2 separate regions of the Homo sapiens genome follow, and region 1 is linked to region 2. A link is a contact called in ENCODE Hi-C or POLR2A ChIA-PET data. All regions are on one chromosome and are shown on one strand. Each heading gives the region's core, a stretch centred on a gene start or an enhancer-like site at or near the end of the contact. The rest is flanking DNA. Distances are from core to core; before and after follow the strand shown. Region 1 has its middle 89 kb from the start of UST. Region 2 has its middle 140 kb from the start of UST.

What was found. A loop is a pair of places that touch in the nucleus more often than their neighbours do. ChIA-PET counts read pairs that join two places held with the same protein, here RNA polymerase II (POLR2A). Pooled maps may share reads with other maps.
Region 1: a loop to region 2 is called in a map of ascending aorta, with 4 times the contacts of the local background. The contact joins two enhancer-like sites. A Hi-C loop is called at or near these places in 1 of 168 maps with a recorded cell type or tissue (ascending aorta) and 4 of 50 pooled maps. POLR2A ChIA-PET finds 5 or more read pairs at or near these places in 1 of 52 experiments (H1).

What each region holds. Positions count from the first base shown.
Region 1 is chr6:148,655,570-148,660,339 of GRCh38, reverse strand. No RefSeq gene overlaps it. Among named protein-coding and RNA genes, the nearest start is that of UST, 89 kb to the left of the region's middle. RefSeq lists an enhancer at 3,022-3,081. Within about 2 kb of position 3,164, at least 5 of the 41 ENCODE cell types and tissues checked have a DNase peak (open chromatin) inside an H3K27ac peak, as active enhancers do; they include ascending aorta, where a contact is called at or near this core.
Region 2 is chr6:148,608,502-148,613,110 of GRCh38, reverse strand. No RefSeq gene overlaps it. Among named protein-coding and RNA genes, the nearest start is that of UST, 140 kb to the left of the region's middle. Within about 2 kb of position 1,715, at least 7 of the 41 ENCODE cell types and tissues checked have a DNase peak (open chromatin) inside an H3K27ac peak, as active enhancers do; they include ascending aorta, where a contact is called at or near this core.

The DNA of each region.
Region 1 (4,770 bases), core at 1,915-4,414, 46 kb before region 2:
TCTTAAACTTATTCCTCCTATCTAAATGAAATTTTATGTCCTTTAACCAACATCTCCTCAAGTATTCCCCAATCCCAAACCTTTGGTAACCACTATTCTACTCTCTACTTCTATGAGTTTAATTGTTATACATTCTACATATAAGTGAGATCATGTGGTTTTTATCTTTCTGTGCCTGGTTTATTTCATGTAACACAATGTTCATCCAGTTTACCCATATTGTTGCAAATGACAGGATTTTCTTCTTTTTTATGGATGAATAGTACTTTGATGTGTACATATACCACATTTTCTTTATCCATTCATCTGTTGATGAACAGTTAGGATGATTCCATATCTTGGCTATTGTGAATAATGCTGTGATGAACATGGGAGTGGAGATAGTTCTTTGATATACTGATTTCATATACTTTGGATATATATTCAGGAGTGGAATGGTGGTCATATGGTTGTTTTATTTTCAATTTTTTTAGAAACTTCCTTTTTTTTTTTTTAAATAATGGCACTAATTTGCTTTCCCACCAGCAGTATGCAGGTGTTCCTTTTTCTTCACATCTTCTCCAATACTTGTTATCTTTCATCTTTTTGATAACAGCCATTCTAAGAGGTGTGAGGCCATATCTCATTGTGGTTTTAATTTGCATTTCTCTGATGATTTGTGATTTTGAGCATTTTTTCATATACCTGTTATCTACTTATATGTCTTCTTTTGAGAAATGTCTATTCAGATTATTTGCCTATTTTGTAACCAGGTTATTTGTTTTCTTACTATTGATTTATTGGAGTTCCTTATGTATTTTGGATGTTAACCTCTTATCAGATGTACGACTTGCAAACATTTTCTCTCATTCCATATGTTGTCTCTTCACTCTGTTGATTGTTTCCTTTGCTGTGCAGATTTTTAGTTTGATATAATTCCATTTGCCTATTTTTGTTTTATACTTGTGCTTTTGGTTTCATCAACCTTTATTTGTTTAGATATTTTTCTGTATTTTTCTTTCTCTCCTTCACTTCCGCTATTCCCATTACACATATGTTGGTGCATTTAATGATTTCCCACATTTCTCTGAAGTACTGTTTGTTATTTTTATTCTTTTTTTGTACTCTTCAGATAGTATAATCTCTATAAATCTATCTTCAAGTTTGCTGACTCATTCTCCTGTTAATTCAAATTTGCCGTTGAGTACTTCTAGTGATGTTTTTATTTGTTATTGAAATTTTCACCTCCAGAATTTCCATTTGATTATTTTAAAATGATTTCTCTCTTTATTGAAATTCTTTATTTGATGAGACACTTTTATACCTTTCTTTAATTTTTAGATATAGTTTTCTTTAGTTTTTAGATCACCAGTACCCTCAGTTGTGATCTTTGACCTCTCTCCAAGTTAATGATGCTGTTGTTTTGGTTGTTTATTTGTTCAGTGACTTGGCAGACCTAACTATGTGAAGTTTATTTCTTCTGAAGTGTGCAGCCTTTGATGTCCCTTCTCTGATTTTTTTTCTTGTTTTATATTTTATTCTGACTACCTAGGAGTTGCCTGTAGGTCAGTATAAGCCACTTATTTGTCAGAGACTGTGCTTAAGATCTTCTAGTAAGTTAGACTTTTAACCTTTACCATGGGATGTATGTGTAGTATGGAGGCTATCACAATTCAAGGAGTTTATCTTTTTCTCCTATATTCAACCAGGAATGGGTAGCTTGTATTTTCCTTCTCTGATGTCTCCTGAGTGTGCAGCTTTGTCATGAAACAGTCTTTCAGATTGCCAGGGATGTATTATTTTTATTTTTATTTATTTATTTATTTTATTTTATTTTTTTTTGAGACAGAGTCTTACTCTGTCATCCAGGCTGGAGCACAGTAGCGTGATCTCAGCTCAACCTCCATCTCCTGAGTTCAAGCAATTCTCCTGCCTCAGCCTCCCAAGTAGCTGGGATTACAGGCCCTCACCACCACAACTGGCTAATTTTTGTATTTTTAGTAGAGATGGTGTTTCACCATGATGGCCAGGGTGGTCTTGAACTCCTGACCTCAAGTGATCCGCACCCCCTCAGCCTCCTAAAGTGTTGCGATTACAAGCATGAGCCACTGTACCTAGTCTTAATTTTATTTTTAAACCTGACTTCCTATGAGTTGTTCTTGGGTCAGAGTAATTTATAGTTCAGTAATTTATAGTGTTTGGTCAGGAATTGTGCTTAAACCCCTTGTGTCAATGAAGCTTTGTCTCTTTTTGATGAATCTGCATGTGGCTTTGGAAATGTTTTCAGGTATGCCCTGTGCCTTTCTCCGATTGCTCCTGAGTGAAGCCCAGCATATGTACACAGTCTTCCTAACTCCTAGAGTTGACTATTATCCCATCTGGGCCCTTCTTAGATGTTCTTTCCCTGATTCTCTCTGTTAAACTTTGGCTTGTGCTGCCATTTTGTTTTTTTTGCTACTCATATCAGGAAGCTATCATTGCCCTCTTTGAAAAATTTTTAATTGACAAATAATAATTTTCTATACCATAGGGTAAAATGTGACATTGTGATACATGTATACATTGGGGAATTAGCAGATCAGGCTAATTAACGTATCCATCCCCTCATATATTTATCATTTATTTGTGGTGAGAACATTTAAAATTCCTTCTTTTAGCAATTTTGATACATACAATACACTATAATTAACTGCAGTCACCTTGCTATGCACTAGATCACCAGAAATTATTCCTCCTGTCTAATTTGTAAACCAAAAATAAAATTCTAAGGTCCCCAACCACCTGAATGGACATGCTCATCAGCCAGGGCTCTTTTAAAATTTAACCTGAGAGATGGTTTCAACCCCCATAAATGAAAAATGGGGGTTGAACATGCCTCATTATACCTCTCCAGCATTAACATCGACACAGGCCTTAAGTCTGATAAGAAACATTTTACAACCTATTCTCTCTAAAGCCTAGTACTTGAAGGCTTCCTCTGTAAATAAGAACTTGGATCTCCACAATGCTTTATCCTAACCCAAACATTTCCTTTCTAAATTGAGCAATTAATGATTCATGAATTGGGCAACCCCAGAATCACAGCAGAGTCACAGAGACTCCAGCGCAGCCACTTGGTAAAAGAATATTTATAGATGAAAAAGGGGAAATGACGTACAGAAATCAGAAGTGAGATACAGAAATAGCTGGACTGGTTACAGGCTGGCGTTTGCCTTATTTGAACACAGTTTGAACATTTAGCAGTCTCTGAGTGGTTGAAGGATGGCCACTGGGATTGGCCAAGACTCAGTTATTGTTACAGGCGCATACTCCTAAGTTAGGTTTTCAATCTTTTCTGACTATTAAACTAGGTTGCTGTTCATCCACAAGGACTCAAATATAGAAGTACGGAATCCTTCTCAGGCCACGTTTAGTTTGCTTTAACAATTCCCCCCCTTTTGGTCATTTTCTCAAATTCGAGAGATTGACCAAAACCTTAGTCATTGATGTCACTATCACCATTGTAAATGTACTTATGGTCTTGAAACCCACTGGGAAACAATAGAACAGTGGGTTTTGCAAGAAGGGAACAACGACTGAGTAGGGGTACCTCTTTATGCTGGAACATTCTGTTTACAGGAGAAAAACAAAACCTGGTCTGCTCTAGGATCTTTGTGTTTCCTTGAAGTTTTAGTTTAATTATGTCATATTTAGCACAAGTAACTCCATATTAGTTTGGATTGGTCTGTTTGGGCCTACTGCATGAGCTCAGTACAAAATAATGGCCTCCCATAATTTTGTTTAAAATAAAATTCCCCTCTTTGGCAAGGTTCTCACTTAGGTGAGATTGTGACCAAAACTTAGGGCCTTAGCACCACTCTCAATTACCATCATTTTGAGTTTCCAGTCTCAGCATGTCATTTATAGGTTGTGGTGTCCTTATGGTCACACATTTCTTTCAGCTTTCATCATTCTAGTTGAAGAGAGACCATTTGACATTCTAGAGATGGCTGCGTGCAAACATTTAAAAACTTTGAGAGAATACAGCGCAGGAGGGAGACTATTATTATGACTATTGGGAGGATAATATCAAGAGTTTGGAGTATGTGCCTTATACAGGGTTCCCATAAACCAAACCGCTTAAAATTAAATACATTAAAGAATGAGCTACATGAAGAGTCTGCTCACTTGACTAAGTGGTCTTTTCATTAATCCCCTACAACTGAATTTTTTATAATCTGCATTCGATGTATTTCTTTCTTTTTCTTTTCTTTTCTTTCTTTCTTTTTTTTTCTTTTTTCAAGATGAAGTCTTGCTCTGTTGCCCAGGCTAGAGTGCAGTGGTGTGATCCTGGCTCACTGCAACCTCTGCCTCCCAGGTTCATGTGATTCTCCTGCCTCAGCCTCCCAAGTAGCTGGGACTACAGGCAAGAGCTACCACGCCCAGCTAATTTTTGTATTCTTAGTAGAGATGGGGTTTCACCATGTTGGCCAGGATGGTCTCTGTCTCCTGATTTTGTGATCCACCCACCTTGGCCTCCCAAATTGTTGGGATTACAGGTGTGAGCCTGATGTATTTCTTTATAGGCCACAAGTGCCAGCAGCTGCACAGATACTTTTTTGTTTAGCTAATTCTATTATTCAGCATAACTTTCACAGGAGAATTTAAAGCCTGTTGGGTAATGATTGCCTTTACATAGAATCTGCTATGGAGTCTATTATGAGGGATACATTTCTAGTTATTGCCTCTTTTATTCAAAATAACAGAAACAGGACCTAACAAATGATGTCCTAGAAGAGTGAAGGCCACCTG
Region 2 (4,609 bases), core at 466-2,965:
ATACTTTAACAACTGTGTGCCCATTAGAGTAAACCAAAATATTATTATTATTATTATTATTATTATTATTTTGAGACAGAGTTTCGCTTTTGTTGCCCAGGCTGGAGTGCAGTGGCATGATCTCGGCTCACTGCAACCTCCACCTCCCAGGTTCAAGTGATTCTCCTGTCTCAGCCTCCCGAGTAGCTGGGATTACAGGAGCATGCCACCACGCCCGGCTGATTTTTGTATTTTTAGTAGAGACGGGGTTTCATCATATTGGTCAGGAAGGTCTTGAACTCCTGACCTCAAGTGATCCGCCCGCCTTGGCCTCCCAAAGTGCTGGGATTACAGGCGTGAGCTACTGCACCCTGCTGAGTTAACCAAAATATTATATTCAAATAATACTGAAACGATGTTTCTTAAATAAGAGGTCTCAACTCAATGGTGGGCAGGTGGGATGATCCTAGAGAGTTATCTGGTGTGCCTGAAGGTGTTTCCCCATCCTCTACCTCATGGCTGCCACCCCAGAGCCCCTCATATCCCTTCTGGCCAGTTATTCCTCCCAGGGGGAGGCTGCCCATTCATGTGAGACTTTCCTCAGTCCTGTCTCATTGCTTTTTACTTCTCCTACCATGGGCAACAAGGAGTTCAGTTGTCTTGGGATTATTTTATCCTAGAGACATCTCAAAACAGTGCAAGGAGGACTCCAGGAGTTTTTAAGGTAGAAGAGCAAAATCTCCCACAATAGGGCAATATTTTGCAGAAAAGGAGATTTTCAAAGGGAAGAAGGAAGTCAATTTTTTGGGAAACAGAATGTCTGGTTTTTATCTTCCCTGCCTTGCCTTCTAAATTCTTTTTTCTTGGCTGAACTTTTAGAAGTTGGGAGGAAGTTTTGAGTAAGTTTCTAATGTGTCAACTGGCAAAGTTAAAGAGCTTCACAGAACAATGGCTAGCTCTAGTCTAATGATCTCTGCTATATGAAGGTTTGAATGTTAAGTCAGATATAGGCAAAACCATGAAGTAGGAAGTTTTCTCTTCTCCCAGCTCCTCTTCCGTCTCATCATGCTGGCTAGTTTCTCAGAACACATCCTTCTATACCTCTTATTCCTAGCCCATGGTATGCCTTGGTCACAGCCTTTGCATTTTTGAACCCATCGAAACAATCAATTCACTTGATTTCAATTCTCTCAGTATCCAACCAAAGGAAGTTAGCTAGTTCTCACAGACAGGAGCAGAGAACTAAGGAGTTAACAGGTAACTAGGCAGGTAATACATTTGTGTTTAAACTGGGGCATCTTAGAGACTTTGCTCAAATATAGAGAAATTACTGGCAATTTGGAGACCTTTCATGTGTGACAGGGCAGTTGTGTTCTAGGGAGACAAGCCTTTTGGGAGCCTTCCATTCTTGTCATTTCCATCTCAGTTCTGCTTCTTTCACACAGGGTTGATGCTTACAGTTTAATTGCAGGAGTGGTTGGGAGGTGGTGTCAGAACCTCCAGACCTGAGACCCAAATGTGGGAGAATTTTGCCGTTGTTTGGTTTTGTTTGTTTGGTCTTTGAAACGCACAAGCCAGACGCCACTCAGTAAGATCCAAGATTAGTGGCACTGCTTGCTGCCTGATGACTAAGGCAATTAAATAAGTCTCAGTGCTGGCACAGCACCGCAATAACAAATCCCATAGTGTCAAACGCCTCTGCCAGATGGATTGCTCAAACCTTTGGAAGCGTTCTCAAGTACACATAGTTAATCACTGCAGGCCCAGTTCGTGGAAAAATGACATGGTACTTGTGTGGGCGGAAGGTTCCTGTCACTTTCCTTGGGCCATCAATCCCATTGTCAGCTTCTATAGCCAATATTGTCCTGATTCCCCTTCTTGGGGCTCAAGATATTTAAGTATTAGAAATATGATGAATTTAGGAGATCTTGTGATATTTTTTCCAAATATTTTAGATTTTTCTAGAACAGGCCTGATTTCAAATACTGTACCATTGCCTTGAAAAGTACATCATACTCATCATATTGTGTCTCAATTTTTACTTTAAAAGCAGGTTATAGCATTTCTTCTATTCGGCTTATTAAAGAATGTAAGTTACTTGCCCAAGAGGGATGCATATATTGAAAAGTAAGTTAAGCCTTGTGAAAACCTAATTAAAGCTAATATTAAATACACTTATGCCAATAAATCAACAAAGCATTTATTTTTCCTTCAATCAGTGTTTACCACGTTCAGGGAACTTGATGAGATAGAGACTCAGCATGCTGTGATCTCTCTCTTCAAGGAGTTTACAGTTTAATTGAAGATGAATGCACTCGTGAATGATTGTGAACAAGAGGCATAGATAAGCAAGGGTGATAATTGGCACAGATTGTTACTGTTGTAGAAGTTCAGGAAGAGAGAAACAAGTATAGGAAGAAATAGTCAAACAAGTCTTAGAAAGGGGGTGGCAGATGGCCTTGACCTCTAAGGTCTTGCTGGACTTGGATAGATACAGAGGAAGAGTGTCCATATAGGAAAAATACTGAAGCCAAGAGACTGTGGTGGGCATATATGCCAAGATTAGGCTGCAGGGGTGGAGGGTTTGTCTAAGAGAAAGGAGACAAGAATGAAGATAGGTAAGGTTGGAATATGGAAAGCCTCAGGACAGGCAGAAGCTCTCAGACTTAATGGAGTAGTCTGGGGGGAAATCACTAGAAAGTTCTGATGAAGAGTTAAATTTCAGGACCCTTAAGCTGGATAAGAAGCAGGATAAACTAAGGTCTTCCATCATGATTCAGATGATAGTAAGGAGGCCTTAGACTAACTTGGTATAAGTGAAATGGAAAAGGAAAGAGAGATGTAAGTGATATTGAAAAAGATCTATTAAGACTAGGTGCAAGAAATAAAGGAGAATGGGTCATGGTCTACTCCAAACCCAGCCACAGTGTCTGTGGTAATCAGTGAATAAATCTACATTACATGGAATTGAGAGAATGTTGATGCCACTGACAGAAAGGAGACTTCAGAAAGTAATCTATTTGGGTTTGAATTTATGATTGTAAGATGATGAAGTCCAAATTAAAGTATCTCTTAATCAATGAGGTGCGTAGATGTCAGGTGAAAGGTCATAAAAAAAGAATCACTGGCAAGAATATGATGCTGAAGCCATGATAAAGGCTGAACATTCCCAGGAAGGGAGGTTTTTAACCCTTAAATTTGAAGACTGGTTATATCCTACATGGAAGGTCTGTCCGGGGATGAGCAACGTTACAATAGCAGAGCTGTGGGCATAATTTTACCAACTTGATCAAATAGCATTTTAGCATTGAAACACTGTGTGAGAGATAGTTTGAAAATATATTGACTTCTGCTAAATTTAAAAAATGAAATTTCAAAATTAATGAAATGTGTTTCAAACCTCCAGGCTGACACATTAAGCGAATCAACATGGTATATGGGTGGGAGGGGGTTGAGGGTTGAAAAATTGCCTATTTGGTACAATGTTCATTGTTTAGGTGATGGGTACACTAGAAGCCCAAACCTCACCACTACATAATATATCCATGTAACAAACCTGCACATGTATCCCCTGAATCTATAATTTAATATATATATGTGTGTGTGTGGGTGTGTGTGTGTGTGTTGTGTGTGTGTGTATTTTTTAAAGGCAAATATAAGCATGTTAAAAAAAAAAACATGGTGTGTGGCATAACTTGTATCTTCCACCACCTCTGTTTCTAGAATACTATGCCATGATTAAGTAGGGTAGGTTTTTCTGTGGAGCTCTGACATACATTTTATCACAACTATCTTGCTGTGTTGCAGTTGTTATCATCCTGATTCTTATATGAGAAAACCAAAGACCACAGAAATTTGGTAGCTTGCTTCAGATCAAATAGTCAGTGAATGGCAGAAATAAGGCTATTACCAAGAGTTTCTTGTTTCAAATGCCATGCTTTTTCTGCTATGTGATGAGAAGTCATGTTCAATGGCAATGCAGAAAAGGTGGGACCTCATCCAAAAAGCCAGATGAACAAATTCCTGCAATGCTAGGTCTGCAAGAAGAGTTACAAGGGCACAGACTGCTAACTTCTTTTCACTTTCTGTATCCCACAGGGTATATGCACATGCACACATTCACACACACACACACACACACACACACACACACACACACACACAAATCTGCAAGGCCTCTGGGGATCACGAGGTGAATTACAGTCCATTGCAGGTACATAGTTGTAGGATACATGAGGAGTAATTATGCTGCTATATATTAATACTTAATAGATATTGGTGCTTTGCTATTTACAAACTTTCAAACCGTTGATACAGATGAACAAAGTTCCTTTTCAGAGCAAAAGCCCACCATTTCTACTCTTCACCAACAGATGGCACCATGATTGTGCACAGACATTTTAGTCTTGGCTTAAGTTTGTTACTCTGTGGCCAAAATCATAAACTCAGGCAGGTAAAGTAAGTGAATGAAGTGAGACCCAGGTAAGGCAATAGGGAGTGAAACTGTGAATGACTGTGTCTGCCCAGTCAAAAGTGGACAGCCAAATCTCAGCTCTAGACCATTGCTATCGCGCAGGTTAGAGGCCCACTATTGTAAGATACCCTGATTTTTCAAGAGAGTATGAAAATT